5 separate regions of the Homo sapiens genome follow, and regions 2, 3, 4 and 5 are each linked to region 1. The links are chromatin contacts, found by Hi-C or POLR2A ChIA-PET in ENCODE. All regions are on one chromosome and are shown on one strand. The core of a region is the stretch at or near the end of the contact, and the rest is flanking DNA. Distances in the headings are between cores, read along the strand shown.

The links. Hi-C counts contacts between places; a loop is a spot of excess contacts on that map. ChIA-PET counts read pairs that join two places held with the same protein, here RNA polymerase II (POLR2A). Pooled maps may share reads with other maps.
Region 2: a map of CD8-positive, alpha-beta T cell shows a loop between it and region 1 (39-fold over the local background). The contact joins the enhancer-like site here to the promoter of YARS2 in region 1. A Hi-C loop is called at or near these places in 2 of 168 maps with a recorded cell type or tissue (CD8-positive, alpha-beta T cell and naive thymus-derived CD4-positive, alpha-beta T cell), 2 of 37 single-sample maps with no recorded cell type and 9 of 50 pooled maps.
Region 3: a loop to region 1 is called in a map of CD8-positive, alpha-beta T cell, with 6 times the contacts of the local background. The contact joins the promoter of DDX11-AS1 here to the promoter of YARS2 in region 1. A Hi-C loop is called at or near these places in 2 of 168 maps with a recorded cell type or tissue (CD8-positive, alpha-beta T cell and naive thymus-derived CD4-positive, alpha-beta T cell) and 12 of 50 pooled maps. POLR2A ChIA-PET finds 5 or more read pairs at or near these places in 2 of 52 experiments (CD4-positive, alpha-beta T cell and activated CD8-positive, alpha-beta memory T cell).
Region 4: a loop to region 1 is called in a map of CD4-positive, alpha-beta memory T cell, with 7 times the contacts of the local background. The contact joins the enhancer-like site here to the promoter of YARS2 in region 1. A Hi-C loop is called at or near these places in 1 of 168 maps with a recorded cell type or tissue (CD4-positive, alpha-beta memory T cell), 3 of 37 single-sample maps with no recorded cell type and 8 of 50 pooled maps. POLR2A ChIA-PET finds 5 or more read pairs at or near these places in 1 of 52 experiments (OCI-LY7).
Region 5: a map of CD4-positive, alpha-beta T cell shows a loop between it and region 1 (4-fold over the local background). The contact joins the enhancer-like site here to the promoter of YARS2 in region 1. A Hi-C loop is called at or near these places in 1 of 168 maps with a recorded cell type or tissue (CD4-positive, alpha-beta T cell), 1 of 37 single-sample maps with no recorded cell type and 7 of 50 pooled maps. POLR2A ChIA-PET finds 5 or more read pairs at or near these places in 1 of 52 experiments (A673).

What each region holds. Positions count from the first base shown.
Region 1 is chr12:32,754,522-32,757,342 of GRCh38, forward strand. It overlaps YARS2 (tyrosyl-tRNA synthetase 2), which reads right to left and starts at 1,376. Exons shown (of 5, transcript NM_001040436.3): 1 at 575-1,376. The coding sequence starts at 1,353. RefSeq lists enhancers at 316-955, 512-671, 956-1,595, 1,042-1,141, 1,162-1,391 and 1 more.
Region 2 is chr12:30,850,029-30,852,849 of GRCh38, forward strand. No RefSeq gene overlaps it. Among named protein-coding and RNA genes, the nearest start is that of LINC00941, 56 kb to the left of the region's middle. RefSeq lists an enhancer at 1,304-1,653. Within about 2 kb of position 1,428, at least 24 of the 41 ENCODE cell types and tissues checked have a DNase peak (open chromatin) inside an H3K27ac peak, as active enhancers do; they include CD8-positive, alpha-beta T cell, where a contact is called at or near this core.
Region 3 is chr12:31,072,436-31,075,256 of GRCh38, forward strand. DDX11-AS1 (DDX11 antisense RNA 1) reads right to left here and starts at 1,412. Exons shown (of 3, transcript NR_038927.2): 1 at 760-1,412. It overlaps DDX11 (DEAD/H-box helicase 11), which reads left to right and starts at 1,425. Exons shown (of 27, transcript NM_030653.4): 1 at 1,425-1,656. RefSeq lists enhancers at 1,076-1,607, 1,480-1,589, 2,120-2,279, 2,140-2,669.
Region 4 is chr12:31,405,022-31,407,842 of GRCh38, forward strand. The region is part of intron 14 of DENND5B (DENN domain containing 5B); the gene reads right to left. Among named protein-coding and RNA genes, the nearest start is that of LINC02387, 37 kb to the left of the region's middle. RefSeq lists enhancers at 90-229, 1,110-1,279. Within about 2 kb of position 1,455, at least 3 of the 41 ENCODE cell types and tissues checked have a DNase peak (open chromatin) inside an H3K27ac peak, as active enhancers do; they include OCI-LY7, where a contact is called at or near this core.
Region 5 is chr12:31,680,893-31,683,713 of GRCh38, forward strand. All of the region lies in intron 6 of AMN1 (antagonist of mitotic exit network 1 homolog), which reads right to left. Among named protein-coding and RNA genes, the nearest start is that of ETFBKMT, 23 kb to the left of the region's middle. RefSeq lists a silencer at 1,555-1,644. Within about 2 kb of position 1,424, at least 4 of the 41 ENCODE cell types and tissues checked have a DNase peak (open chromatin) inside an H3K27ac peak, as active enhancers do.

The sequences.
Region 1 (2,821 bases), core at 126-2,625:
CTTTTTGAGATACCAACCAAGGACTAACACTAGTTTCATGGAGGGTGCAGAGCTAAAGCAGAGGCTAGCTACTCAAGGAGGCCCAGTCACGTTCTGGTATAAACACACAAAAGCAGTTTCTCTAATTAGAGAGGACGACTTAGGCGAAGCAAAACAGACCGACCAAATCTTCACTAGTGGTCTGTTTCCCTTTTTTTTTTTTTTTTTTTTGAGACGGAGTCTCCCTCTGTTGCCCCAGGCTGGAGTGCAGTGGCGCGATCTCGGCTCACTGAAACCTTCGCCTCCCGGGTTCAAGAGATTCTCCTGCCTCAGCCTCCCGAATAGCTGGGATTACAGGCGTGCATCACCACGCCCAGCTAATTTTTAGAATACACCGTTTACTCTTAATACCCTTAATTCAGCCCTTTAATTCTTATTAGCCAGTGTTATTAACGCCATTATAGAGCCTTAATGGGGATAAAACCAACAAGAGCTGGAACGAAGGGCAGCAACTACAATCCTAAGAGTGAATCACAGGCTACTAGTGTGTAAATTATTTGGTCCCAGGATTTCCCCAAGGTTTAAAGGCACTTACTTGTTGATGAACTCATATCCGGACATGATGTTGCCTAGTTGATCAGATCCGCCCAGCTGGACCCTGCATCCATAACGCTGGAAGAGGTAATAGAAGTCATAGGCCTGGAGCACCTGGTAAAAGAACTCGGCCAAGCTCATGCCCTCGGGGCTCTTGAGCCGCAGCTGCACGCTCTGCCGGCTCAGCAGCGTCCCCATGCGGAAGTGACCCCCCACTGCCGCCAGGAAGTCCACCAGGTGCTGCTTCTGGTACCAGGCCGAGTTGTCCAGCACAGTGAAGCTGCCCCAGGAGCGCCCATCAGTGAAAAGCTGCTGGTGATTAGCCGCCAGGGCCTCAAGCCCTAGGCGCAGAGCTCGCGCGTTGGCTCGCACGCGCTCTGTCTCCAGCGCCTCGCGTTCCTTGGTACGGCCGCTCGGGTCTCCCAGGCGCGCCGTGGCGCCTCCCACCAGCGCGATCACGTTGTGGCCCGCTCGCTGCAAATGAAACAGGCCCAGCAGCGCAAGTAGATGACCCACATGAAGCGAGTCTGCCGTGGGGTCGAAGCCACAGTAAATGGTTTGGGGAAAACTCGCCGTGCCACGGTCGAAGAGCTCTGGGAGCTCTATTTTCGTCCCCGTCTCCGGGAAGAAGTCCTTGAACAGACCTCGAGCCTTCTGCGCTGCCAGTAACCCCTGAGCGCCCGAGTGGGCCTTACGCAGCCCCAAGGGCAACAATACTGAGAGATTTAGGGTACCAGACCACCGGCCCCAGGAAAAGGACCGCAAGATGGGCGCCGCCATCTTGGTAGCGGCACGAAGGGAATGCTGGGATTGCAGAGGCTCCCACCACACCCACCTACTTACAGCTCCTAGGGAAGGTGCTTCAGTGTTTTTCTGCGCATGCCCGAGACGGTTACGTAGTTACGGAGCTTGCGCTCTCAGCAGTTGAGTCCCGACTCCAAGTGGCGATTCCGCCTCAGAGCCGTCGCCTTACGTTCCCTTAAACTTAATTTTTCCATCAGCAGTGTGGATCTGCTTATGATAGTTCCTACCTCATAAGGCTGTTGTGAGCCTTAAAAATTAAAGCATTTGGCACATAACGCTTCACAAATGCTAACTTGTATTTACATTTTCACGTAAAAAGATTGTGATGCGCAAGTTCTTTGAAGTCTTGGTTCCATGCAAAAAGCTGTTCACAGAGGTTGAGAAAGGTTAGGAATTGGTTTAAGTTCGCGGAGAGATAGGGAGTTGCTGCTGAGACGCAAGCAATTTCATAGTACCGATTCCCTAATTGCACCTCGTCCCCAGTATTCATCGGCTCTTCCAGGAGGTGGCAGTCTTGTCCAAGGTATAGCAAGAAAAACTCAGTGCAATAAAGTACATGCATCAAGTCCTGTGGTTTATTTATTTTAAATACAGTTAACTAGGTTGGGACACAGCTTAGCATGAGTGGATTCAAGTTAGTAATCACATCGTGCAGCGTGACAGGTGCTCTGAATACTGACCAGGGATGAGGTTCTTATTGGCAGCTGGCTGGCAGGTGATCTAGCTTCAAAATCCCATGTTAGAGCCTGATTTCTAGGACCGCTTTCAAAATCGTCTTAGGTAGAATTCCCTGGACTCTGAGTTGGGGGGGAGACTGGTTTGCAGGAGGGTAATTGGAGTGTGCTCTTAAGAACAACACCTATAATGGAGTGAGGGAGGCCGGGTTGGGCGGAGGGAGAAAGAAGTTGAACTGTGAACAATTTGTAATAGAGGCCTCAGGCAATCCAGTAAGGGCTCTGGAGCCGGGATTTCCTTTCAGAGTCATCCTGAATTGAGGCCAGGGGGCAGACCTTTAGACCCTCTTACTGACTGCTCATTAAATGTGGGATGTTTCTGGGGAGGAAGCAAAACGCTGGGTTAAGGCTTTTGGAGAGTGAGATGTGCAGGAAGGGACTCAGCTGTGAGCAATAAGCAACCAACACTCCCAGCAGCTGGGGGATTGAGTGCCTTGGTCCTGTGACTGGGATCTGGGCCATGTTCCAAATCATTCCCTACAGGACTTTTCCATTTTTTAACGTTATAAAGTTATCTAACAAAATGAAAACTTATTTTAATAATTAGTTTCTTTGCATGTATAATTATCAGTGAATTAGTTTCTCATTGCCAAATAGTAACTTCAATAGGATTTTGAGATACTCATTCAATAGGCTATTAAACATACTCCCAACTGCTTAAGAAAATAGTGTGTTCAAAATATCTTAAAATTTGCAATCATAACCTGTTG
Region 2 (2,821 bases), core at 178-2,677, 1.9 Mb before region 1:
TGAATAAATTTTGCTTTTAAGAGAAGTTACTATTTATTTCTTATTAGACGGGGCGGAAAGTCTTTGAAGAGGAACCTCTACTTTACTTTTTACACATGGTCACGCCATTCTTCCAAGAACCCTTAGATAAACCTCAGGAGAAGGCACAACTGCTGTTCCCCACACAATACCCCTTTTCAGCAGGAAGTAGCCAGAAAGAATCGCCATCCAACACCCCCTGACAGCAGTTAGGTTTGCTTCTCTTGAGCGGGGGAATGATACAGGAGTTACTAAGAAATAATTTTTAGGCAGATAGAAAGGGTAAAAGGAATTCTCGGTAAGGCTTTTTCTTTTAATAAAAGCAACCCCAGACCTTTTCTTTTCTTTTTGAGACAGTCTCACTCTGTCGCCCAGGCTGGAGTGCAATGGTGCAATCTGGGCTCACTGTAACCTCTGCCTCCCTGGTTCAAGTGATTCTCCTGTCTCAGCCTCCCATGTAGCTAGGATTATAGGTGCCCGCCACCAAGCCTGGCTAATTTTTTTTTTTGTATTTTTAGTAGAGATGGGGTTTCACCATGTTAGCCAGGCTGATCTCAAACTCCTGACCTCAAGTGATCCGCCTACCTCAGCCTCCCAAAGTGCTAGGATTACAGGCATCAGCCACCGCACCTGGCCAAATCATTTCTTTTCTAACAGAAAGGCAAATTAAAGGGCCAGGCTGGCAAGCTTTGATATGCAAACGCAGGCCATTAGAAGCTGAGTCCACCCAATATGGTGATTCGTGCCTTCTTCTTGTCACCAGGTATGCCAAGTGTCATGGCCACCTCCAGGTAACTGCATGTGTTCAGGACATCAGAGCGGCCCACATTTGCACATTAAAAGGATAAGGTGGGAGGGCCGGGTTTTTCACGGGCTTCGTGAATGACACACCTGGTCAAACCAATCCCCTGGGCCCTCTGTGGGCGGCAAGCCACCCAGGTGACGAGGCAAGAGACTAAAAGCACAAGCTATTCCAGTATAATAAAGAAAATACTTAAAATAAGAATAGTTATATTAGGCATAGAATATAGATATGATTATATATGAATATTACTAATCATTAGTTTATAGCATTACTCTTTATTCTAATATTATAATAATCTTTGTTCTACAATTATAACCTAGGAAAAACCAGGACATACAGAGATAGGAGCTGAAGGGACATGGTGAGAAGTGACCAGAAGACTAGTGTGAGCCCTCTGTCACACCCGGACAGGGCCACTAGAGGGCTCCTTGGTCTAGTGGTAACGCTAGTGCCTGGGAAGGCACCCGTTACTTAGCAGATCGGGAAAGGGAGTCTCCCTTTCCCCGGTGGAGTTAGAGAAGACTCTGCTCCACCACCTCTTGTGGAAGGCCTGACATCAGTCAGGCCCGCCCGCAGCCATCCGGAGACCTAAACGTCTCGCTGTGATGCTGTGCTTCAGAGGTCACGCTCCTGTTTCACTTTCATGTTCTGCTCTGTACACCTGGCTCCGCCTTCTAGATAGCAATAGCAGAATTAGTGAAAGTATTAAAGTCTTTGATCTTTCTGAGAAGAGCATAGAAGAAATAATGACGTAAGCTGTCCTCTCTCCAGCTCGGCTACCTAAAAGGGAAAGGCCCCCTGTCCGGTGGACACGTGACTCACATGACCTTATTAATCACTGGAGATGACTCACACTCCTTACCCTGCCCCTTTGCCTTGTACACAATAAATAACAGCGCGACCAGGCATTCGGGGCCACTGCCAGTCTCCACATCTAGGTGGTAGTGGTCCCCCGGGCCCAGCTGTCTTTTCTTCTATCTCTTTGTCTTGTGTCTTTATTTCTACGACCTCTCATCTCCGCACACCAGGAGAAAAACCCACAGACCCAGTAGGGCTGGACCCTACAGCTCTATGCAAATCAGATACTGCCTCCTCCAGCCTCCCATATAACCGACCACTTTTCTGCCCTCCCTCTGTCTCTGTACAGGGGAGCTGTTCTCTTCTTTCTTTCTTCTTTCTTCTTTCTTGCCTATTAAATTATCCGCTCCTTAAACCACTCCGCATGTGTCCATGTCATTTTATCTAAATCAGCATGAGACCAAGGACCTGATGTTCCTCCAGTCATTGGAGCCATATCAGGGCCATTTACTTTGATAGAGAGACAAAGCTGGTTTAGTGATGGATAGGGGGCTTAGTCATTAAGGAACTCATTTTTGGACATGGTGAATTTGGGTATTAATAGCTTATAAAATGTAATGCTATCAGATCCATAACACTTTCCAGGAACTGTGGCTTTTTCACTGGGGTTTTAAGCTCCTCTGGGAAAACGAGGGGCAATGTTGGGCAGGAAGAACTCCCACCCTCCAGGAAGCCTGAGTGGACCATCCCTTCCCCAAAAGCAGGCTTCCTATCAAAGCTGCGTTGTCCTTTTCATCCTTTCTCCCTGCATGCCTCCATCCAAAAATAGAAGTGTGTTACCCTGCGGGTTCACTGAGCCTCCACATAACCACACATGTCAAAATCATGGAACACTGAGGAGGCCTTCTCAAAATATTTTGGAATTATCTACATTCAGTTTTAGTTTTTAAAACTTTAAAAAAATGCAATTGTACTTTAACTCACCTTACATCCTGATAGCATTATAAATTTGAGGATAATTTTAGAAAATGGAGATTATTTGTAATTCCCATGATATACTTTCTGGGAAATATAAGTAGTAAATTTGCATTTAATGATTAATTCCACTACTCCCTTAAAAACATAATATCTATGAGCAGTTCAGCAGTGAGGGACATTTAAAATAGAAAAAAAATCCTCCGTTAATATTTTTATGTTCCA
Region 3 (2,821 bases), core at 162-2,661, 1.7 Mb before region 1:
AACTCCAGTACATGCCGTCTTAAAAGCTGTAACACTCAGGCGAAGGTCTGCAGCTTCACTCCTGAGCCAGCAAGACCACAAACCCACCAGAAGGAAAAAACTCCAAACCCATCGGAACATCTGAGGGAACAAACTCCAGACACACCGCCTTTAAAAACTAACACCGCGAGGGTCTGCAGCTTCAGTCTTGCGTTAGTGAGACCAAGAACCCATCAATTCTGGACACACTATCAACTTTGTTTCTCCAAGGGTGCTTCTTAAACTGGATGATGCACACCCTAGGAGTGTGTGTGTAGGATGGGGTTTGAAGCAGTAGGGTAAAAAACCTAGCATACATTCTATTCCAGAGGTGTCAATTTACCAGACAACAGTTATTTTAAAACTTTTTTATGCAAAAACATGTTATAGGGTGGAATGCAACATTTTTATGGGCCTGTGGGCCATTTGTATACATCTTTGGAGAAATGGCTATTTAAGTACTCTGCCCATTAATTCTAAACTTAAAACTAAGACTTCAAAGTCCCTCTAAGGATTTTGCTGGGCCACATCCCAAGACCCTGAAGGGTATTACTTACTCGCCCTCTCCAAACTGCCGAAGTCGGAAGCAGGTGACAAAAAAGCTGACCCTGGAATCACCTTTTGTAAATTTCCCACCTCCAAGCTTTTCGATAGTTTGTAACACTGGCTCCTCTCCCCAAAAGCCTTTCCTTCAAGTCCCAGCAACTCTCCCTGACCCTGCTGGGAAGGCGCACCAATTACCTGTCATTCCAGGAAAGCTCATAGCATAAGATGATCCCATTGGTCATCTCCCAGAACCAGACTTTCTGAAAAGTCCTCAAGGACCAGCTAGTCCAATCCCTCACTGAATAAAGGAGAAGCAAAGTCTAGGGAGGTGAGGTGATTCGTTGTCCTCCTAATTAGCAGGTGAGCTCCTGGCAGGGCTGGGGTTTCATCTTCTGGGCTCTCTGCAAGGTCGTGCCCGGCACGGGCCAGGAACAATTTCATAAACTCGTCATCTAGACGGCCTTTGACTGACACCATCTCTCCGTGTGGAGGAGCCGCTGGGGTGCACGGGGCAGGTGTCGTCCGTTTCAAAGGTAAAATAACCCAGCTGCAGACCTCCAGAGGCCGACTAGAGCCGGGGTCAGAAAACAGGTTTTCCCTCTCGGGGACAGCGCCCAGGGGACCGGCATTAGAACATCGGCTGATGTTTCATCTGGTCAGGGAACCATCCAGCGCTTAGTACACCTGGCGCTAATCGGCGGGGATTAATCTCACACCCCGCAGCTGGCGGAAAGCAGCGGGAGGAGGCACCTAGCCCTGGGGTTGAGATCCCAGTTCCCGCGTGCGCAAACCACGCCCCTGTAGATTCTCGCTGCTGCGTGTTCGCGCGCGTCCCGGAGTGCGCATGCGCAGCGGCGGGGGTTGTTCCGGCTGCCTTTCACTGAGGGGACCCGCCAGTTTCTAACTCAGTGGCGTTTGCCCTGATTCCCGGGGCCTGGCTTTCAGCGTAGCAATTCTGCCGGCGAAGAAGGTGAGCGCAGTGCTGTGTGGCAGCAGAGCTCCTTAGGACGAGGAGCAGCGGGACGAGGAAGGGCAGACTGGTGAAATCGCAAACTGGGCGTCTGTTCCGGCGCCGGACCCCTATTTGCAAAGGTGGGTGGCCCGTCCGGAGCGGGAAAACATTCCGGAAGTGGAGGGCCGGGCCAGCGTGATTGACAAGCGGGAACCCCTGTGTGGGGACGGGTAGGCCTAGGAAGGTTGTGCCTGCGGTGGAACTGGGCGGTGCGCAGAAGTGGGCATTAACAGCAGCCGCGTGTCTGGGTCTTAGATTTGGCCCAGCTGTGTTGAGCTTTTCATGGATTATCTTACGTAGATAAGACACTGCAACAGTGAGTGAGCGCTTGTAACCCACCTGTCTCTTACGGAAACTGAGCCCCAGCGATGCTAACTTTAGCAAGGATACAGCTGGGATCCTAAACTTGGCAATCAGAGCCCAGAGCCGATAAAGTTAGCTGCATGAGTCTAGCTTCCCCCAGGGCGGGAATCGAGGCGGAGCAGGGTACAGTACGGAGGCCAGGAATGAGTGCACTTGACCAGATTGTTGACGGAAGTGTCATAAAAATGGACTTAAATGCTGATAAGCAGCTGTTTGGGTTCCACACAGGGTGCGAGCTCAGGATGCACGTTGGAGGGGACACAGGGCCAGAGCAAGGTGGGAATGCGGGTATTATGGGCCAGGCCATCCTCCAGCTGGTGGAGCACCGCAGTACTGCAGTGTGTGGCCCTGGCTTAACAGCAGTGCGGAAAAGCTTTTTTCTTGGGGCTGTGGTGCTTTCCAGGTGTGTGAAGTTAAAACATTTTAGGGCCATACGGTAGATAGTACCTGCCACATAGTTGTCTTGGTCAGCCCCGGCTGCCATGACAAAATACCATAAACTGGGTGGCTTAGACACAGAAATGTGTTTTCTCACAGTCCCAGAGGCTTGGGATGTCCAAGATCAATGTGGGGAGGACACAACTGAGCCCACAACAATAGTCTGTACTCAGTAATGAGTGATAATTGGGGACTGAAGAAAATGAACACGTTAAGAACTAATATGTTCCTGAAGTGCTTTCACAACTCTAACCTCGTTTTATGAGCGTGAGCTTTGCTGTCCTGGTGTGTGCCTTGGCACTGGGAGGTGATGGTTGTCCTCCACACAGCCAACCTGAAGAGGGCTGAACAAGTCACTGCAAATGTTTTTAATAGGGCTTAGTGAATCCGTTATACTCAGATTTATCTAAACCTCTATGATTTAGCCTGTGCTGCTTCTGGAAT
Region 4 (2,821 bases), core at 205-2,704, 1.3 Mb before region 1:
AGTGCTGGGATTACAGGCATGAGCCACCGTGCCCGGCCCCTAGCTAACTTTTTAATTGTTCTTTTGTTGAGACAGCATGTCACTATTTTGCCCAGGCTAGTCTTGAACTGGACTCAAGCGATCTTTTTGCCTTGGCCTCTCAAAGTGCTGGAACTCCAGGCATGAGCCACTGCACCTGGCCTGATTGTAAAATTTTAAAGTTTTTTTTTTTTGAGACACGGTCTCGCTCTGTCACCCAGGGTAGAGTGCAGTGGCACGATCTCAAGCTTACTGCAATCTCCACCTCCTGGGCTCAAGTGATCCTCCCACCTCGGCCTCCCCAGTAGCTGGGACCAGAGGTGTGCACCACTACGCCCAGCTATTTTTTTGTAGTTTTAGTAGAGGCAGGGTTTTGCCATGTTGCCCAGGCTGGTCTCAAACTCCTAAGCTCAAGAGATCTGCCTGCCTTGGCCTCCCAAAGTGTTAAGACTACCGGCATGAGCCACCTGCCATGTATGTATGTATGTATGTATGTATGTATGTATGTATGTATGTATGTATTTTTGAGGCAGAGTTTCACTCTATCTCCCAGGCTGGAGTGCAGTGGTGCAATCTCAGCTCACTGCAACCTCTGCCGCCCGGGTTCAAGTGATTCTCCTGCCTTAGCCTCCCAAGTAGTTGGGATTACGGGGGCTTGCCACCGTGCCCAGCTAATTTTTGTACTTTTAGCAGAGACGGGGTTTTATCATCTTGGCCAGGCTGGTCTTGAACTCCTGACCACGTGATTCACCCACCAAGGCCTCCCAAAGTGCTGGGATTACAGGTGTGAGCCATCGCACCTGGCCACTATTTATTTATTTTTTGAGAAGAAGTCTTGTTCTGATGCCCAGGCTCGAGTGCAGTGGGGCGATTTCAGCTCACTGCAACCTCCGCCTCCCGGGTTCAAGCGATTCTCCTACCTCAGTCTCTGGAGTAGCTGGGATTACAGGTGTGCGCCCACCATGCCCAGCTAATTTTTGTACTTTTAGTAGAGACAGGGTTTCCCCATGTTGGCCAGGCTGGTCTTGACCTCCTGACCTCAGGTGATCCGCCACCTCGGCCTCCAAAAGTGCTAGGATTACAGGTGTGAGCCACCATGCCCAGCCATTTTTTTTTTTAAGTAGGGTAGAATCAATATTTGTTGTTATCCTTGGGATTTCTGCCCATTTGATCATAAGAGGGGGTGTTAGAAGCCCTCCGTGAAAGATCTACAAGTAGGATGAAAAACATTTACTAAAGAAGGTGCCTAGATATAGCCTCACAATATGAGCTCATGGTTCAGTGCACTCTTAGATGAGGAAAACAAATGAGATAAATGGTTCATTTCCCTAATTTTACATAAAAGACTTTCTTTATGTTAGGTGAAGAGTCTCCCTTTGTGTCCTTTTATTTTGGCTTTAGGATAGGAAAATGTCAGAGAAAAGGCCATATATTCACGGTTTAGTAATCATCAGAATCAAATGGGTTTTGAAACTGAAAGCAGAAGAGGTTAGTGTTAAGACTTTATTTTAGGTGCCAGAGGCTTTTCTCATTTCTTGCACTGCTAAGAAAATCTGCAGAAAAAGGCATGTTTAGGGTCAGCAGTTCTGTGGCTGCAAAAGGCCCACAGATGCACAACAGTGATTTCATAGTTTAAGTATGAAAAAGCAATATGATTAAATTTAAAAATTTCTTTCATGAAGAATTCCTCAAATTGAAAGAGTTACTCAGATGAAGAGAAATCTACAGATATAAGGAGGATTTTAGGAATCCTCTACTGCTACTACTTCTTACTTATTTAGAGACAGTCTCAACCTGTCACCCAGGCTGGAGGGCAGTGGTGTGATCTTGGCTCACTGCAACCTCTGCCTCCCGGGTTCAAGTGATTCTCCCACATCAGCCTCCTGAGTAGGTGGGACTAAAGCAAGCGCCACCACGTCCGGCTAATTTTTGTATTTTTTGGTAGAGATGAGGTTTCACCATGTTGGCCACGTCAGTCTCGAACTCCTGACCTCATGTGATCCACCCGCCTTGGCCTCCCAAGGTGCTGGCATTACAGGTGTGAGCCACTGTGCCTGGCCTCTTCGATTTAATTAAATTAATTAATTAATTTATTTATTTATTTATTTTGAGACGGAGTCTCGCTCTGTCGCCCAGGCTGGAGTGCAGTGGCGCAATCTCGGCTGACTGCAACCTCCGCCTCCCGGGTTCAAGCAATTCTCCTACCTCAGCCTCCTGAGTAGCTGGGATTACAGGCGCCCACCACCACACCCAGCTAATTTTTGTATTTTTAGTAGAGACGGGGTTTCACCATGTTGGTCAGGCTGGTCTCTAACCCCTGCCCTTGTGATCCAACTGCCTTGGCCTCCCAAAGCGCTGGGATTACAGGCTTGAGCCACCGCGCCCGGCCCAATTTTAAAACTGTATATAACTTTTTAGTTTCTTACACCTGCAGTAACCTAATCAACGAATAGTAACTTGACAGGCATTACAGGATGGCCTAATCCCCATTCCAATTCCCTTTTCCTTTGTCTTCCGTTACCAGAGACTGGAAAGCCAAAACCTACACAATTCTGGCCAGTGAAATGTTAGTGATATTTATTGAGATTTTTTGGAAAATTATGTCTTTCTAGCACAGATCCTGCCCCTCCTTGGCACTCTCTCCTTCCTGCTGGAAGGTATGCTGAGAACAGCCATGTTGAAACCATGAGGTAACTAGCACACACAGAGCATGTCTAACAGGAAAAAGACAATGAGCCTGGGTCCGTGACAGCACTGCCCACTGCCTACTTTGAGACCTTTATTATGTAAGTGAAATTACTAT
Region 5 (2,821 bases), core at 174-2,673, 1.1 Mb before region 1:
GGCCTTCCATGTATCAAACAAAAAACCCCCACAAACACAACCAGCATTTATCTTCCTTGGAAAAAGAAGAAATTAAAAATCAAATATAAGGTGAACATGTTAGCCCACTTTACTTCCATTCAATGATGTTAGCAAAAATATATCATTATAGAAGATTTAGGGGTACTGATGGTTAAGTGGGAAGAGTAGAAGTGATCTGGGTAGTTAAAATTTCTTCAGCTTTTTTCTCTTTAGTTTATTAATAAAAGCCATTTTATATGAACTATTTAAAAAATTTATTTTTTTTGATGTGATGACTCAAGGTAGAATATATTGTATGAACTCTTGCATTATTATTTTTATTTATTTTTTTTGAGACGAAGTTTCGCTCTTGTTGCTCAGGCTGGAGTATAGTGGCATGACCTTGGCTCACTGCAACCTCTGCCTCCTGCGTTCAAGCAATTCTCCTGCCTTAGCCTCCTGAGTAGCTGGAATTACAGGCATACATCATCATGCCTGGCTAATTTTTGTATTTTTAGTAGAGACAGGGTTTCACCATGTTGGTCAGGCTGGTCTCATAGTCCTGACCTCAGGTGATCCACCTGCCTCGGCCTCCCAAAGTTCTGGGATTACAGGCGTGAGCCACCATGCCCGGCCTCTTGCATTATTATTAATATTAGATCTCTCAATGTTATGATAATTGGCCATTATGCACAAGGCAAAGTCGAGATCCATAAGAGTTAAGTGATTTATTCGATGTTCTGGAGAGATGGCGTGGATGGGATCAGCGTTCGTTTTACTGTATCTTAAGATTTTAGTTTTAGTCTTAGCACTATTATTATTTTATTAGACAGCAAGTCTCAGTTAATGTTGTGCAGGCTGATTTCAAACCCCTGGGGCCTCAAGCGATCCTCCCACCTCAGCCTCCCGAGTAGCTGGGACTATAGGTGTGCACCACCATGCCCAGCTAATTAAAACAATTTTTTATAGAAGCAGGGTTTCTCTATGTTGCCCAGGCTGGTGTCAAACTCCTGCATTCAAGCGATCCACCCACCTTGGCCTCCCAAAGTGCTGGGATTACAGGCATGAGCCACCGCACCCTGACACAAATAACATTTCAATATCTCACTTTCCTATTCTGTGAAATCAGGGATCAGAAAAATAACATTTTAAAATGTGATGGAGTTGGCTAGGGTAATCAAAAAAGTGTTCTGTGCTAGAAATTTGGAAATGCTTGGACAAACGAAGTTAAACAGTTTCTTAGCTATAGTATTTCTCAGAGCCTTTGACAAATTAACATTCATAATAGTGGCATGTTGCCCTTCACAAACTTTTTGGACATATAAACACTTTTTGTTTTATGTTATGGCACACCATGTAACTGCAGTGAATCTGAAGGATTTCAGGGCAGAACAAAGAAAAAGATGTGACCACAAGGTGGCAGTGGGACACAACAAGCTCTCTTTGGACAGCGCTTTGACAGGTTTGTATGCCGGGAAGTCCCTCACAGCATGAGACCTTCCAAAGGCAGCGACAGTGTAGGGCGGCCACTACTCAGAAGGGGGAGGGTAAGAGAATTCCTGGAGGACTAGAGAGAGGGTGTATGTGTCATGACGTTGTTTAGCAGCAAGATCGGCGGGGCGGGTGGGGGGGTGTCTCTGGGTTACAGAGCTCCAAAGGGCAGCAGTGATTTGGGGTCTTTTATAGCCTGGGGTTTTTATCTATGGATAGTAGACGTTGAGTGTAGTTTGCAGGGTATGTAAAGCAGGTGGGCTCTAGATAGATGGCTAATAATTTGGTTATTTAGGCTATACTTAAACAATTGGATGTGTAAACATTTGATTTGGTGATGATGGGCTTTTGAGCTAACAGTCCTGGTTGCTGTGAAGAAGTAAACAACACAGGGCCCCAAAGGTCATTTTTAGATCATGTAACGGTAACACCTAGTCCAGCATTTACCAACTGTGATCTTCCAGATCAAAAATATTTTTATTCCAAATATTTTGAACTCCTGCCATTTCAATGTCTACTTCCACTACTTCTGGCAGCCACACAAAAATATAAGAAGTGATTTGAAAGGGGTATGCTATTCTTTTTTTTTTTTTTTTTGAGACAGTGTCTCACCTTGTCACTCAGGCTGGAGTGCAGTGGCACAATCTTGGCTAATTGCAACCTCTGCCCCCCAGGCTCAAGTGATCCTCATGCGTCAGCCATCAGAGTAGCTGGGATTACAGGCGTGCGCCACCATGCCCAGCTAATTTTTGTATTTTTAGTAGAGAGGGGGTTTCACCATATTGGCCAGGCTGGTCTCAAACTCCTAATCTCAAGTGATCTGCCTGCCTTGGCCTCCCAAAGTGCAGGACTACAGGCGTGAGCTACCACACCTGGCCAGAAAATGATATGCTATTCTTGCTGCAAATGTTGAAGTTGACTGATAATTTTTCTTTACCATAAAGCAGTGGTTCCCAAAGTGTAGTCTGCATATTCTGTAGTCTGAGACCCTTTCAGGGTTGTGAACTGAACTAGTTACTTTTCTCATGGAACACCATTTTTACTTTTTAAAAGAATGATTGATATGGTTTGACTGTGTCGCCACCCAAATCTCATCTTGAATTGTAGCTCCCACAATTCCCATGTGTCGTGAGAGGGACCCGGTGGGAGGTAATTGAATCATGGGGGCAAGTCTTTCCTGTGCTGTTCTTATGATAGTAAATAAGTCTCATGAGATCTGATGGTTTTAAAAGGGGAAACCCCTTCTCTTGGCTCTCATTCTCTCTTGCCTGCCACCCTGTAAGACGTGCCTTTCGCCTTCAGCCATGATTGTGAGGCTTCCCCAGCCACG